2 separate regions of the Homo sapiens genome follow, and region 1 is linked to region 2. A link is a loop called in an ENCODE intact Hi-C map of the cell type or tissue named here. Cell type or tissue: Caco-2. All regions are shown on one strand. Each heading gives the region's core, and the rest is flanking DNA. Links, peaks and the distances in the headings are about the cores only. Region 1 overlaps SORBS2 (sorbin and SH3 domain containing 2). Region 2 has its middle 19 kb from the start of SORBS2.

What was found. Peaks named below come from ENCODE experiments on the same cell type or tissue, not always from the same donor. Only the 100,000 strongest peaks of a DNase experiment are listed, where the experiment ranks them.
Region 1: it touches region 2 in a loop (6-fold over the local background); 3 of 110 quality-filtered maps call a loop at or near these places.

The regions. Positions count from the first base shown.
Region 1 is chr4:185,649,954-185,652,870 of GRCh38, forward strand. SORBS2 (sorbin and SH3 domain containing 2) reads right to left here. Exons shown (of 27, transcript NM_001395207.1): 10 at 2,709-2,775; 11 at 1,831-1,875. Among named protein-coding and RNA genes, the nearest start is that of SORBS2-AS1, 63 kb to the left of the region's middle. RefSeq lists a silencer at 1,382-1,676. In Caco-2, for the core only: no CTCF peak of the experiment used is centred there; a DNase peak (open chromatin) is centred at 1,393.
Region 2 is chr4:185,829,515-185,832,431 of GRCh38, forward strand. It overlaps a transcript of SORBS2 not described here. Among named protein-coding and RNA genes, the nearest start is that of SORBS2, 19 kb to the left of the region's middle. In Caco-2, for the core only: no CTCF peak of the experiment used is centred there; DNase peaks (open chromatin) are centred at 987, 1,307 and 2,117.

The sequences.
Region 1 (2,917 bases), core at 267-2,766, 180 kb before region 2:
AAGCACTCAGCAAATTTTCTCTTCAATTGTATACACTAAGAAAATAGTTCAGTTTTCAGAGCAAGATTAAAAACGGAACTGTTTCCAAATATCTTCTAATACTTTAAAAACCCTGATTTACATATGAAAATTGACATGCTAATTGTAGTCAAACAAAATATTGCACACAGTTGTGTTTATAAAGTGCTGTGCAAGGTACAAGGAAACATGAGTCCTCAATATGCTTAGAGTGCACCTGGGAAAATCAGACACAAATAGAATTATGATGGAAAATAATTGGTAAAAGATAATAAAGACCAAATGAAGAAAACACATAGTAAGAATTAAAGGATGCTAGTAGGTGGTAGATTGCTCAGAGAAGGTATTATGGAACCCACGAGTCCAGAGTCAGCCCTGAATGAGTTTCGGTGAGCAGGGCAAGAGGGGAGCAGGGATGGTATAGAAAAAAAGGCAGAAAAGTGCAAGGTGTGAAGCCATGGCTTGCACGGTTAGTAGAGAGCAAAGAGACTAGCTGCAGTTGACTCGTCCACTGATCAAATGATCAGCTTGTAGGGCTGTACAAAGTAATATATCACTGCTGTTCCATTCACTAATCACTAATGTGACACAAACCTCAATATTAAAACAGTTATAAAAATTCTAAATTTTCCTGCACCCAATCATTGGAGCTAATTCTATTTGTACCCGTTCGCTTCTCCTGAAAGTCCATGCACATTTCCACAGCAAATGAAAAGAGACAACATCTACACTTACAGTTTTGCTTGGATTCAACAGTCGGACTTCAACTTTTGAGCTAAATAAAGGAGGTGAGTTTGGTGGGCGTGGGAGCAGGGATGAAATTAAGGGAAACATCTTTGTGGGCCTGAAGCTATCAGTGGGGCGAGCCAAGACTTAAACCCAGAGGGCTTGCTGAGTTTGTTCTACTGATTTTCCCTCTATCAATTTGTCTTTGGAGATAGGAGCACAATCCCAAATAGTTAAAGGGCCTGAATGTGGTCTCCAGGGGTGCAGAACAGGAGGATCATGCGACCCCAGGCTGCCCAGAGGACCCCAAGTGAGGTTGCAGCTGCTGAAGGGGAGGGGAGCAGTGCCAGCCTCCGAGCCTGGTCTAAAGAAAGAAGAAAAAAAATAGTTGTGCACCTGTCCTGAGCCTGTGACTGGGCAGGGAGAGGAGCCCTGGGCAGAATCCCGAGGCAACACTCAGGAGAAAGTGATGAAGGGAAAAACATTTGTCAGGGGTCCCTCCTTCCAGCCTGCAGACCCCTGCACGAGATACCAAGGCTCGCCAATCCAAGTGGCAGTGCCTGGAACTGAAGCCATTCTATTGTGACCACTGGCAATTCTGAGTCAGAAAAGTGGCCCCGCCAAGGGGGATTTTTAAACTCTTTCAATGAATGGTTGCATTTTGGAGCAAAAGGCAGGGACAAGGTCACAGAATACTTTGTTTGACTTGTTTTTGGTGAAGTGTATCTGAAAGATCTTACACAATTGTAATCATTCTCTCTGCTGATAAAAGATCTTTATCTTATTTTGTACCCTGGGTTACAGTGTGTCCTTTCAGCCTATCCTTCACACTTTGGTTAAACATTCCTGAAGCTGAGAATAAACCAACAGTGGGAATGAATGAGATAAACCAGTATTAGTTCTCATTTCCATGAGAAAAGTCAATCCTTTTGTTATGCACGCTCTGAGAAAAGAAAAGAAATCCTCCTCCTAATATATGAACTGAAAACATGTGCTCAAACAGAAGGGGAAAAAAGGTGACCGTGTCGTTCTTCCAAACATTGCTGAGCATAAAATAGTCATTGCGAGCAAGGAAACCCATCCTACCTGCATTGTATGTATAAGGAGTATTATACATGTCTGTGTCATCATCTAGAAAATGAAACATAAATATTATGGTAATATAGATTGTCACCAAAGGACAACGAGACAGCAGAACTTCAGACAAACAACAGAAATTTGTTAGAAAAGCAACGTATTTTTCCTAGTTCATAATGCCATTTTCTTTCTTTTTTTCTTTTTTTTTAAGAGACAGGGTTTTACCCTGTCGTCCAGTCTGGAGTGCAGTGGTGATCATTGCTTACTGCAGCCTCCAAACCTCCAACCCCTGGGCTCAAATCATTCTCCCACATTAGCCTTCTGAGTAGCTGGGATTACAGGTGTGTGCCACCACAGGCCTCTGCAAACTGCCCTTTTTTATCTGTAACATATTCGTCTTGCTGCCCTCTTCGTAGCATGCAAAGTCAGGCCCTTGTCCTCGCTTCCCCAGAAACCTCTCTGCTCTGGATCGCAAATTTCCTTTACTAAGTGCTTTAGTGGTCTCCTGTCTACAGAGCAGGCTCAGGCAGACCCGCGCAGGCTCACTCTCCTGATGAGAGCAGACAGGGGTGGACAGAGGAACAATGTGTTTTTCACCCAGGCAACACACCAATTTAGACTGTGGACAGGGGAGGATGGAGGGCTGAGGCCAGAGTGCCTGGTTGTCCTCCATGGGGAGGCTTCTTGGCAGCTCAGGTGGGAGGCAGAGGCACAGGGATCTGTCACCGGAGGGGTGACAGAAGGAGAACAGGAGGCATGCTGAAAAGAAAGGGGACACGGAGTTTGCTGGGGTCTTGACATTGTGTGTGAATCAAACCGATGCAAAAGACGAATGTAGTCCCTTCAACCCACAAGGACCTCATCAGAAAGCAGAGCAGCAGACATACCCGGCTTGTGCACCATGTGAATTTGCTTAAACATCGTCTTGTACCAGTCCTTGGGCCGGTCGACTGTCTGTAATGAAGAGAGCGTCCAATGGTTACAAACTGGCTTCCAATCAACATCGCTTCTCAGTGTTTTCATTTCTCTATTTTATGTTCTTAATAACAGAGTCCCATTCTGTGATAAAATGTTCTGACTCTTTGCTATGGCTTCA
Region 2 (2,917 bases), core at 243-2,742:
AATGAGACAGAGAGAGAAAAGCTCTGTTATTCCCATCCCCATCCCCGTTCCCACTAGACACACAGACACACAAACCAAGAGATGACATTAAAGGAATAAATGAGGCAGAGTGAGCATCTCTCCAGAAGGTAGAAGAATGAGTTTTCTTTTAAGTTTTGCTCTTAATTTCTGGCACATAGTCATTATTTATTAAATGGGAACACCTACTCGGTACTTACACATCAAGCTAAAACATCCATGAAAAATTATTTCATAATGTCACAATATATTTTTTCATAAATTCTTAATTCCAGCCATCTGCTCTATACAACCCATGGTTGCTAATTTCTCTACCCAACTTCTTTAGTGCTACCAAAAATGCATGGCTCAAAATAAATAATTGGATTTTTCAGATTTAAATCTTCAGCTCAAATGACTTTACTGAATTAGGAGAAAGAAGAGTATGGGAAGGATACCTAACACTCCTGCATTCTCTATATATTAATTAAATTAAAAATTTAAATTTCCACTATAATTTTCCCAAGAGTTCCAGGCCCCAGGTATGATATAGTGTTAAGAGGCACAGTTGTAATCGCATGCCATTTGATTATACATTTGTACTGGTGATTTTTCCAAGTCAAACGGTGACTTCTTCACATTTTTTTCTTTGATTTCCCTGATTACTATTATTAACCTAGATGTAGCACATTGAATGGTGCTTAGGAAAATAGTGAGAAAATGCACATTCTGGTTGGCCCTCTAGATGCTCTCAAATCATAGTTTGGAGAATGAGCCACTAAGCTATTGGAATTTTCCCAATGAATGGATTTGCAAGATGACCATATAGAGGTCTGAAACCCAGCACACATAGGTGCTGTGAGGTGGGTCAGCACATTTTTGCCACCTAGCTCTTTGAATCACCCACTATCTGATTTTGAGTCTGCAAATAGAAAATGGTTATGGAAGGAAGCAGCTGAACAAATATCATCATAAACGCTGAAGAAGTAGGAGCATATCTTTTGTGTGTTGGAAGAGGCCCCCTTTTGATCTCTGAAGTGCAACCAAATTAAGAAAGGGAGTGGCTTCTTCGGGGAAAGTAAAAGCTCATGGCCAAAGGATCAAGAACATTTTCTCAGGATAGAGACTTGCTAGTTCCATTGCTTCTTTTTTCAAGTGTAACCCAAATGTCTTGGGTTGGTGCTGTTTGTTGAAGTAACATGGTTAATTATTTACCTTTCTCACCATTTGGCTAAGATTCTTTTCTTATCAAATTGCCCTGTCTGAACCCAAAACAAACACCCTCCTGAGGGCGGTTAGCCATCACCTTAAGCTGGGTTTGTGTGAGGGTGGCTGGACATTTTTCTACTATTTTTCTCACGGCCTCTGTTGTTTCCAGTAGCCATTCTGCTAGAAAGGCCCAGAGCTAACTTGTGCTACTATATGGGTACTTAGGGTTTGCTGTGACTTGGTTCTTTTTTATTTTTTTAGACCTGCTCTTTATAACTCTTCCTTATTTGGGCGCTATTCTAATTCCTCCATTCAACACGGTGTTTCAGATTTCACTAGAGAAAGTAGCCTTTTATCTTCTCAAGGTTTTTCTGCCATTTGAACTTTTGATCGTACACTTGATCGTACACTCTAAAATGGACCCAACATGGTCATCTAGAACTGGGATGATTTAGTCATTAAAAATAATTAGACAGCAAAAGGGATATTTTGGGCTCTTCTCTTCTTTCCTCCAAGACTCCTACAGGAGCAGATTGCTCTGGCCAAATGTGGCAGAAGAAGAGCGGGTAGGTGGGGTGGCTTCAATCCACAGAGGCTCTGTTGCTGCAGCAACTTTCAGTCTAAATTCCATGCCCAGACGAGGCAGCTATTCTTAGCCTTGACTTTGGAAATAGTTTTCTCCCTTCTTCAAGTACATCACTCTTGACCTTTTATCTTTACTTTAAAGGTCTTGTGCAGCTGAATCCTTTATTTGTTTCCTCAAATCATTTTTAGGAACAAGGAAGATGTTAGAATAGGAAAGGAATAACAAATGGATAGGGCCCTGAGGGGTTAAATCACCTGGCCAGATCACACATTGAGTAAGCAGCACCTGCTCTCCTTCAGTGAGTCCGGCATTCCATGAAGGGTTACTAAGTTTTTATTATGCCGCAGGTATGTGGACGGGTGTTGGCCATGGAGTGGTAACCAAGACAGAGTCCTTTCCCTCAGGGAGCTTACAGTGGAGACTGAAGGACAGTTCTCTTGACTCCTAAAGTTCTATTCTTTCCACTACACTCTGAGATGTTACCAGTGCTTTAAAAAATACATTTCCTATTTTTCCAAATAGGACTGAACTGAGGCAAAACTGTGAAGTCAACAAGACCTCAATGCTGTCATCTCTAAAGTGGAACTAATACTAGCACCTTATTAAAATGGTGAAAGATTAAATGAAGTAACTCCTTCAAAGGGCTTAGCATAGTGTCTGGCACATACTAACTGTTCAATAAATGTTAAATAGTATTACCAGTATTGTGTTCTCTGGTTTTAATATGATCAATCCTTTTATTGAAGAGAAGCAATTTCAATATATTTGAAACTTACGAATATTAGTTCTTTGAATATTAACACTTGGTAAGGCAGCAGCTTTCAGTCTTTGCACTTATGCCATGATAGATGGTTTCCCTAAATTAAGCTGAATCATGTTATAGGTAGACATTCCCTTGTCTGGAATCTTTTCTAGGCACTAGTTAAGATTTAAAATCATCTAACTTTATGTAAAAACCCCATCTGATGCTGTTACATATCTATAAAAAAGATTGTATTATTTTCTTAGATTTTAAGATTCTACCTTTGCTTAAAAGCCTTAGAGTATTAAATAGCCTTAAATCAAAAATTTACCCTGACCAACTATAATAAGATTATGTTTACTTACTTTACTTCTATCTATCTT